Linked DNA regions of Homo sapiens: region 2 is linked to region 1. Evidence: chromatin contacts called from ENCODE Hi-C or POLR2A ChIA-PET data. All regions are on one chromosome and are shown on one strand. The core of a region is the stretch at or near the end of the contact, and the rest is flanking DNA. Distances in the headings are between cores, read along the strand shown. Region 1 overlaps TTC1 (tetratricopeptide repeat domain 1). Region 2 has its middle 26 kb from the start of C1QTNF2.

Region 1 (4,398 bases), core at 532-3,031:
GAGTATAACGGAGCTGAAAAATTCCTATCACCTAATGACATAGTAGCCGTCATAACATCATGGCATAACCTACTACTCAGGTGTTGGTGTGATGCTGGGGTAAACAAACCTACTGCACTGCAAGTCATGTGAAAATATAACACAGGCCGGGCATGGTGGCTTATGCCTGTAATCTCAGCACTTTGGGAGGTCAAGGTGGGCGGATCACCTGAGGTCAGGAGTTCAAGACCAGCCTGGCTAACATGGTGAAACCCCATCTCTAGAAAAAATACAAAAAAATTAGCTGGGCATGGTGGCACACACCTGTAATCCCAGCTACCTAAGAGGCTGACGCAGGAGAATTGCTTGAAACCGGGAGGCAGAGGTTGCAGTGAGCTGAGACAGCGCCATTGTACTACAGCCTAGGCAACAGAGTAACTCTATCTCCAAAAAAAAAAAAAAAAGAAAGAAAGCATAATACATACATAATACTTGATAATAAATGGCTGTTATTGGTTTATGTATTTACTATACACTACTTTTTATTATGTTAAGAGTGTACTCCTTCTACTAAAAAAAAGTGTACTGTCAAACAGCCTCAGGCAGGTCCTATCGGAAGTATGGAAGTATTCCAGAACAGGGCATTTTTATCATAGGAGATGGAGATGACAGTTTCATGTATGTGTCGCTCTTGAGGACCTTCCAGTGGGACTAGATGTGGAGCTGGAAGACAGTGATACTGATGCTCCTGATCCTGTGTAGGCCTAGGCTACTGTGTGTATTTGCATCCTAGTTTTCAACAGAAAAGTTTAAAAAGTAAAAAAAAAAAAAATTATTTAATAGAAAAAAGTATATAGAATAAAGATATAGCTGGGCACAGTAGCTCACGCCTATAATTCCAGTGATTCGGGAGGCTAAAGCAGGAGGACCACTTGAGGCCAGGAGTTCAAGACTAATCTGTGAAACACAAGACCCCATTTCTAAAAAAATTAAAAAAAAAAAATTAAAAGAAAACCAAACAAAATTAGCTGGGAGTGGTAGTGCAGGTCTGTAGTCCCAGCTACCCAGCTGCTGGAGAGGCTGAGGTGGGAGGATCGCATGAGTCCAGGAGTTCAAGGCTGTAGTGAGCGATGACTGTGCCATTGCACTCCAGCCTGGGCAACAGAGCAAGACCCTGCCCCAGCTCAGAAGAGAAAAGGACATAAAGAAAATATTTTTGTAGTTGTACAACATGTTTATGTTTTAGGCTGTTATTATAAAAGAGTTTAAAAAAATTTAAAAGTTTATAAAGAAAACAAGGCACAGTAAACCAAGGTGAATTTATTAAAGAAAAATTAAAAAAATAAATTTAGTGAAGCCTAAATGTAAGATATTTATGAAGTCTACAGTAGTGTAATGTCCTAGGCCTTCACATTCACTCACCACTCACTCACTGACTCACCCAGAGCAATTTCCAGTCCTGCAAGATCCATTCATGGCATACACGGTATATGTATGTGTGTGTGTGTGTGTATACATATGTGTGTGTGTTTATGTATCTATATATATAGATGCACCATTTAAAAAATACTGCATTTTTACTGCACCTTTTCTTTTTAGATACACAAATACTTACCATTGTGTTCCAACTGCCTATAGTAATTCAGTGCAGAAACATGCTGTACAGGTTTGTAGCCCAGGAGCAATAGGTTATACCATATAGCTTAGGTGTGTAGTAGGCCATACCATCCAGATTTGTGTAAGTATACTCTATGATGTTTGCACAATGATGAAATCACCTAATAACACATTTCTCAGAATGTATACCCGTTGTTAAGTGACTCATGACTGTACTTTAAAATGGCCAACTTTATGTTATCTGTATTTTACCACAATAAACAAAACAAAAAAGGTTTCAGGGTCATCTGGGACCTTTTTTTATTTCTCTTTCAATGTTCAGCATACCAATTCAAATATCAAAAACTCTAAGAAGTCCTGTAAGTAATCTGTATAACTTTATATAAGTCAATATTTTTTCAACTTATCACATTTCTATAAGTCAAAGACACACAATTTCACAGTTTCTGAAATAGAAATAAATCTTTACAATTTATGTGTACAACTGTTGTGATGGTATTCTTTGTGTGCCTAGAAGTGATTATTAAGCTGTAGTGCATCTTATCCACTGTCTCCTCAAATCAAGGAATTATGGAATTTTATTGCAGAAACTTTTGTTTGAGGCTCATAGTCTACTAATACCTCAGAGGACCCAGGTGTTGTCTGCTGCTTACAATGGTAGTCCCCAAAGTGGAGTGTGTGGGAAAAAAAAAAAAATCACAACTTTACCATTCTTTCATAATTTTTATATATAGGTAGCTATCTATCTATATAAAACAGTATACATAATATATAGTGACAAAACAAATGTACACAGCATATAAGGACAAACAAATCTAACTATACATATAAAACAATGTATATAATATATAAGGACAGTAGTTAAAAAAAAAAAAAAAAAGAGAACCTACTCTTTTAGGGCTCTGCTCTTGTATAGCTAGCGAGACCTAGAGCTGAAACTCTGCCCTAGCTCCAGGTTACCTTTTCTCTCTCCAGATATGAAATGTGAAGCGTGGCCAGGGGCACTGAGTCAGGGATGCTGAGCTTGCAAACCTGCCTTTCAGAAATTCTTCATCTTTACCTCTTAAAGCAGTTAAACCATCATTTCCTTGAAAAACTTAGAATATAATATGCTCCTTAAATTGTGTCAGGGTACTAATCCTAGAAGTTATCAAGTCTCTCATTTTAGAGTCTTCATAAAGTATTAAAAATGCAACTTAAGGCCGGGGACGGCGGCTCACGCCTGTAATCCCAGCACTTTGGGAAGCTGAGGTGGGCGGATCACGAGGTCAGGAGTTTGAGACCAGCTTGACCAACATGGTGAAACTCTGTCTCTACTAAAAATACAAAAATTAGCCTGGCGTGGTGGCGCGCACTTGTAATCCCAGCTACTCAGGAGGCTGAGGCAGGAGAATCGCTTGAACACGGGAGGCGGAGGTTGCAGTGAGCCGAGATCACACCACTGCACTCCAGCCTAGGTGACAGAGTGAGACTCCGTCTCAAAAAAAAAAAAAAAAAAAAAGAAACGCAACTTAAAAGAACAGAAAACTTCACCAACAAAACTATTCTTTGAACAGGCAACAATCATAGAGCAACGCTCTTTTGAGTTCTCCTCAGATGTGACAGACAAAATACTAACAAGACCATACATTTTCCTAACTCAAGAACCAGACTATTTATGTGAGCCCAAACCTAGAAATATCAATAACTTGGGCAACTGTAGAAACAAAGAATCCCAAATCCCAGGAGCCAACTGGGTATGGTGCATTTCCTCTGATACTGAAGGCACATCCTTGATCCTATTTCACAATGACAATGTCCAGTCTAAAAATGTGGCAAAAGGGAGAAGCAAATCTAAAAGATCAGAATTTTCCAGGTAAGTGTAAAAACTGTTAGATGTTAATTCTGATTGCTGGTGGGACACATTAATGAATATTGTTTTAAATAAAGTTAAACCAATTGTTTTGTTTTCTCTAATACAAAATGTTGGTTTGTATACTATAAAATTATTTCTTCTCTCATGCCACATGAAATACTCCAAAAATACTCTGCTTTGAAGATTGAATCTTACACAAGTTCTGGTAAAAAAAAAAAACCGTAACCTTTCTGCATGTCCAAGCATTCAAGCACCCACCCCCGCAACCCTGCCCTGGGGCCTTTAAAAAAAACAACAACAACAAAAAAAACCTTGTCACCTAAAGTGACTGTGGTAGAGGCATTTGAGAATTTCAGACAGTATCAAAGAGATATCTGATCTAAACAAACAAATGAAAACACTGCCACTTCCAATCTTGAGCCAGCATCATGGTTGCTTAAAGGTATGTTAAATAACCTATCCTTTGTACTTTGGATGTAAGTAGCCATAGTTTAAAAAGTGGTATGGTTTAAAAAAAAAAAAAACCACTCTCATTTCAATCCAAGGATTATGAAGACTAAATCGGAAAATCAGACAAATCAGAAACAAATCTAACTTTTTTTTTGAGACAGAGTTTTGCTCTTGTCGCCCAGGCCAGAGTGCAGTGCACTGCAACCTCTGCCTCCAGGCTTCAGCGACTCTCCTGCCTCAGCTTCTTGAGTAGATGGGATTACAGGTGCCCACCACCATGCCTGGCTAATTTTTGTATTTTTAGTAGAGATGGGGTTTGACCATGTTGGCCAGGCTGGTCTCGAACTCCTGATCTCAGGTGATGTGCCCGCCTCGGCCACCCATAGTGCTGGGTTTACGGGTGTGAGCCACTGCATCTGGCCCAAATCTAACTTTTAATAAGGTCATGGTATAAAACAAATATATTTGTACTCTCACCTATTCCATACTCACCTTGT
Region 2 (4,767 bases), core at 141-2,640, 310 kb before region 1:
TTCCCAGATGCACTGGGCCCCAGCCCTTCTTCCTAGCTTCGGCTGATTACTGTGGGCTTCAGCAACCAGGGCCTACCTGTAGGTCTCCACATTTGTAAGCACCACAGAACCCAGTGCATCTTTGTGCACTCAAATCGCCCTTGATCCAGGGGTATTTTCTCATTCAGAACACACTTTGAAAGGCGGCCATTCCCCTTCTGGAGAAAGCCTGGAGAATCTACAGTGCCCTTAATTACAGTGCAAAGAGCACTAGACACACAAGGCCCTCACAGGCCAGCGCAACCCTGGGTGGAGCCTCAGGGTTCAGCTGACAAATGATGAGGGTCTTACTCCCTATGTCTAGGGGGGCTTCGTGGGCTGACTTCTGCATCAGGACTATGATGAGGGTGGGGGAGCGAAATTGAGGCACTCACGTCATGCACAAAATGTAAGAGGGTGACAAAAACCACAGTAATCAATAGAAATATATATATTTTTGAGACAGAGTCTTGTTCTGTCACCGAGGCTGGAGTGCAGTGGCACGATCACAGCTCACTGCAGCCTCGACCTCCTGGGCTCAAGTGATCCTCCCACCTCAGCCTCCTGAGAAGCTGGAACTATAGACCTGTGCCACCACACACGGCTAATTTTTAAATTATTTGTAGAGACGGAGGTCTTGCTATGTTGCCCAGGCTGGTCTCAAACTCCTGGCCTCAAATGATCCTCCCACCTCAGCCTCCGCAAAGTGCTGGGATTACAGGTATGAGCTAGCGCACCTGGCAGAAATAATTTTTTTTAAGATGGAATCTTGCTCTGTCGCCCAGGCTAGAGTGCAGTGGCGCAATCTCAATTTACTGCAACCCGTGCCTCCCTGGTTCAAACGATTCTTGTGCCTCAGCCTCCCGAGTAGCTGAGATTACAGGCGCCCTACCAACACGGCTGGCTAGTTTATTTTTTTATTTTTTTATTTTTAGTAGAGACGGGGGTTTCACCATGTTGGCCAGGCTGGTCTCGAACTCCTGACCTCAAATGATCCACCCGCCTCAGCCTTCCAAAGTTTTGGGATTATAGGAGTGAGCCACCACCCCCGGCCAGAAATATTTTAATACAATATTTTAATAAATCAAAAATAACCCAAAAACTCTATGATAAACAAAATATCAGAATGTTAAGTAAAGATGAGATCTGACAGGGCCGGGATCAGGGCGAGGTAAGGGAGGGCGAGTCATGGAAGAGCAGCTGGATCCTGGTGTCCATCCGCAGCTCGGGAGCCCTTGGCAGCCAGGCCTCGCAGGTGAAAAGGCTTTTTTTCCCTCCTGCCTGTCATCTTCACTCAGGCCACTAGGGGGAGAACGTCGACTACACAAACCTCCCGGCCTGCGGCATGGAGGCTGGGAGATACACCCTGGTCTCAGGCTATTTTCTAGATTGCCTGCCAGAAAGCAGGTTGTTGTTCAGTCCATTGAAGGTCTCTTTCAATTCAGCAGACGTGTCCTGAGCACTCACTGAGGCAAGGCTGAAGAATGCACCCGGGGTCCCCAAACCAGGTGAGGAGTCAGATCTATCTGGCACCACAACCTCATTCAGCAGCCGAACCTCCTGCGGGGACAGCTTCCATGCGCTTTCATAAAAGCTCCTCAGCCGATTCTAACCCACAGCCGGCTTTGCCAAGCTCTGGGCCGGGCTGAGGGGAAAACTAACACAGGAAAGACTCGAGTTCTGCCCTTCAAGGGAGGACATTTTGTGTGCCTCCCTTGTCCCGGTGTCATTTCCACAGCTGTCCTCAGGCCGGGGTGGCACTGAGAATGGAGCACAGTGTGGGTTTGAAGGTCACCTCGCAGGCCCAGCTCCTCAACCACAGCATCTGAGGGTGCTCCCGAAGACCTCTGTGGCTTCCCAACACTTTTCTCTCCCTGCTCCAGAGACGGAGACCCAAAAAGAATTTCTCCGAAAGAGGCCGGGCACGGTGTCTCACGCCTGTAATCCCAGCACTTTGGGAGGCCGAGGTGAGTGGATCATTTGAGGTCAGGAGTTCGAGACCAGCCTGGCCAACATGATGAAACCCTGTCTCTACTAAAAATACAAAAAAAAAAAAAAAAAATTAGCCGGGCATGGTGACGGGTGCCTGTAATCCCAGCTACTCGGGAGGCTGAGGCACTAAAATTGTTTGAACCCAGGAGGCGGAGGTTATGGTGAACCAAGATTGTGCCACTGCACTCCAGCCTAGGCAACAGAGTGAGACTCCGTTTCAAAAAAAAAAAAAAGAATTTCTCAGAAAGAGCCCAAAGATGGCTCTGGAAAATGGTGGGGTTTGTTTTTTTATTTTTTATTTTTTAAACATTCTCCATCTACTTTATACTTTTGCCTCAGATTGGCCCTGACTTAAAAACAATAATGAAGAGTTCAACCTCATCACAGGTGTTTATTTTTGCTGATGCCGTTGCAAACTTCCGACAGTCATTTATCTCCACCCCAAGTGGGTTTCAAGCTGATGCTGACAGCGGTCCGAAATGGCTTCCTCGTGTGAAATGTCCATATTCTATTTGGGGCTCTCTTATCCCATAAAACACACTTAATGTGTGAGCTTCAAGACATGGAGATCAAGGGCCTCAGAGGTGAAAGGCTAACGGGGCATTAATCCTCAACCTCCTCAGTTTCCTGTCACTTGGCAGAACTAGATGGGCAAATCACTTTTGAAAAGCTCCTCATTCCCTGATGTTGAGTCTGGTTCTAGGCATCCTACAACCTGAAACCGAGGAGGGTGTGGAGGGTCTAGAAGTGCCACCTGCCGTAGGAGTGTTGGCTGTTCAACCTTGAGGAGAGAAGACTGGGAGTCCTGGTGAGACTGTCAGGGAGTAGCACTGGTGGAGTAACAGCAGAGCTGAAGGGCAAGTGGGAGTTGGCAAGGGAAGCTGGATGGAGAGGGCTTTCCAGGGAGGGGCATGGCAGGCAAAGGCCCCGTGGTGGGGCAGGGCATGACACAGGAGAGGAATCAAAGAAGCCCCTCCCCAGGTCATGGGGGCAAAGTGTGCAAGGGGAGAAGATGAGGGGGCAGAGCCCAGACCTTGAAGGCTGATAGGTCAAACTAAAGATGGCTATCTTGACCATGAGAATAACAGGAAACCACAGAATGATTTTAAGGGGGCAAGTGACATAAGCAGACTTGGGTTTTGAGAAGACCACTCTTGCAGCTATAGGAGAAACATTTCAACTTACCCTATAGAAGAGCTTTCATTTTGTTTGTTGGTTGGTTTGTTTGTTTTGAGATAGAGTCTTGTTCTGTCGCCCAGGCTGGAGTGCAGTGGTGCCATCTTGGCTCACTGCAACCTCTGCCTCCAGGGTTCAAGCGATTCTTCTGCCTTAGCCTCCTGAGTAGCTGGAATTACAGGCACCCGCCACTACACCTGGTGAATTTTTGTATTTTTAGTAGAGATGGGGTTTCACCATGTTGGCCAGGCTGGTCTCGAACTCCTGACCTCAGGTAATCCACCCACCTGGGCCTCCCACAGTGCTGGGATTACAGGTATGATCCACGTCGCTCGGCCCAGAAGAGCTTTCTAATAGAATGCTAGACCTTGGGAAAGTAATAACAATAAAAACTAACATTTACTGAGTTCTTACTAGGAATGAAACACTGTGTGCTTTTCATGGATTAATACGTTTGGCCTTGAGAACAACATGTAAGGTAGGTGTATTACGATGATCCACTTTCCACAGATGAAGAAATAGAGGCTAGAAGAGGTTCAGAAAGTTGACTGAGGTTACCCAGTTGGAGAAGTTGCACAGCAGGAGCTCAAATCCAAGTCCTTCAGACCTCAGAGGTCATGGTCATAATGACTACAGCCCTCTGACATCCAGGCTGCCAGGGACCACAACTCTGGTTCTAACCGTGGTTGCACCTGGGTGGAGTGGTAAGACTTCTAATCCTGTCTCCCACCCACCAAGTGACTCTAATGCAATTAGTCTGGAGTACAGCCTGGACATTGGGAATTTTTGGAAACTCCCCAGCTGAGTCTGTGGTGCAGCCACATTGAGACTCATAGGCAGATAGCTCGTAAAACACTTGAGAGAGCTGTTGCAGGGAATAGCCATCTCTCTGGCTGGACTCAGTGATCTCTGAGTTCCCTTCTAGCTTGGATTTTTTTTTGACTTTATGATTCACCAGTTCTGCTGCCAGAAGGCTTTCTCCAAGGTGACTGAATTTCTGGAACTGACAGATGGAGCCTGAGGGACCTTGGTAATACTGTGTCAGCTCCCGTGGCCAGTCAGGGAGAGCAGAGTCTTCAGGGCTGTATCTCCGCACCCTGCCCACCATCTTCCCTCTGACGCAGACCAAGCCTGCAGACCAGTGAGAGGAGAAGAAATGAAGTCAGCTGACCCACAGTTGGCACTGCCAGGACTGGATGCTGCTGGCTGTTGGCCAGGATCTGATCCACTCCTTTGAGAGTGTCAGGAGCTGTGGAAGGTATGGGGTGGGGGGCGGGGTTCCTCCCAAGGCAAAGTTCCTGTGGAGGTCAGATGAGACTGAGCTTGAGAACTGAGTTATGAAAAAAACCTCAAGGAACATCCTTCACCTGCCCTCTATGGCTCCTTAGCTTCTTGAGGTTCTGCTGCTCAGAGCCTAGTGTGATAAATAACCTCTTTCTCTTTAGCCACCTGGTCTCCTGTCACTTGAAGGGGTGGCAAGCTCATTCCCCACTCCAGGCCTTTGTACTTGCTGGTTGACCAAACTGTGATGCATCCATACCATGATATACCACTCAGCAATAAAAAGAAACAAACTATTGA

The links. Hi-C counts contacts between places; a loop is a spot of excess contacts on that map. ChIA-PET counts read pairs that join two places held with the same protein, here RNA polymerase II (POLR2A). Pooled maps may share reads with other maps.
Region 2: a map of heart right ventricle shows a loop between it and region 1 (3-fold over the local background). The contact joins two enhancer-like sites. A Hi-C loop is called at or near these places in 4 of 168 maps with a recorded cell type or tissue (GM23248, heart right ventricle, kidney and 1 more) and 2 of 50 pooled maps. POLR2A ChIA-PET finds 5 or more read pairs at or near these places in 4 of 52 experiments (WTC11, activated CD4-positive, alpha-beta memory T cell and activated T-cell).

What each region holds. Positions count from the first base shown.
Region 1 is chr5:160,037,359-160,041,756 of GRCh38, reverse strand. All of the region lies in intron 4 of TTC1 (tetratricopeptide repeat domain 1), which reads right to left. Among named protein-coding and RNA genes, the nearest start is that of TTC1, 30 kb to the right of the region's middle. Within about 2 kb of position 1,781, at least 2 of the 41 ENCODE cell types and tissues checked have a DNase peak (open chromatin) inside an H3K27ac peak, as active enhancers do.
Region 2 is chr5:160,342,079-160,346,845 of GRCh38, reverse strand. No RefSeq gene overlaps it. Among named protein-coding and RNA genes, the nearest start is that of C1QTNF2, 26 kb to the left of the region's middle. Within about 2 kb of position 1,390, at least 5 of the 41 ENCODE cell types and tissues checked have a DNase peak (open chromatin) inside an H3K27ac peak, as active enhancers do.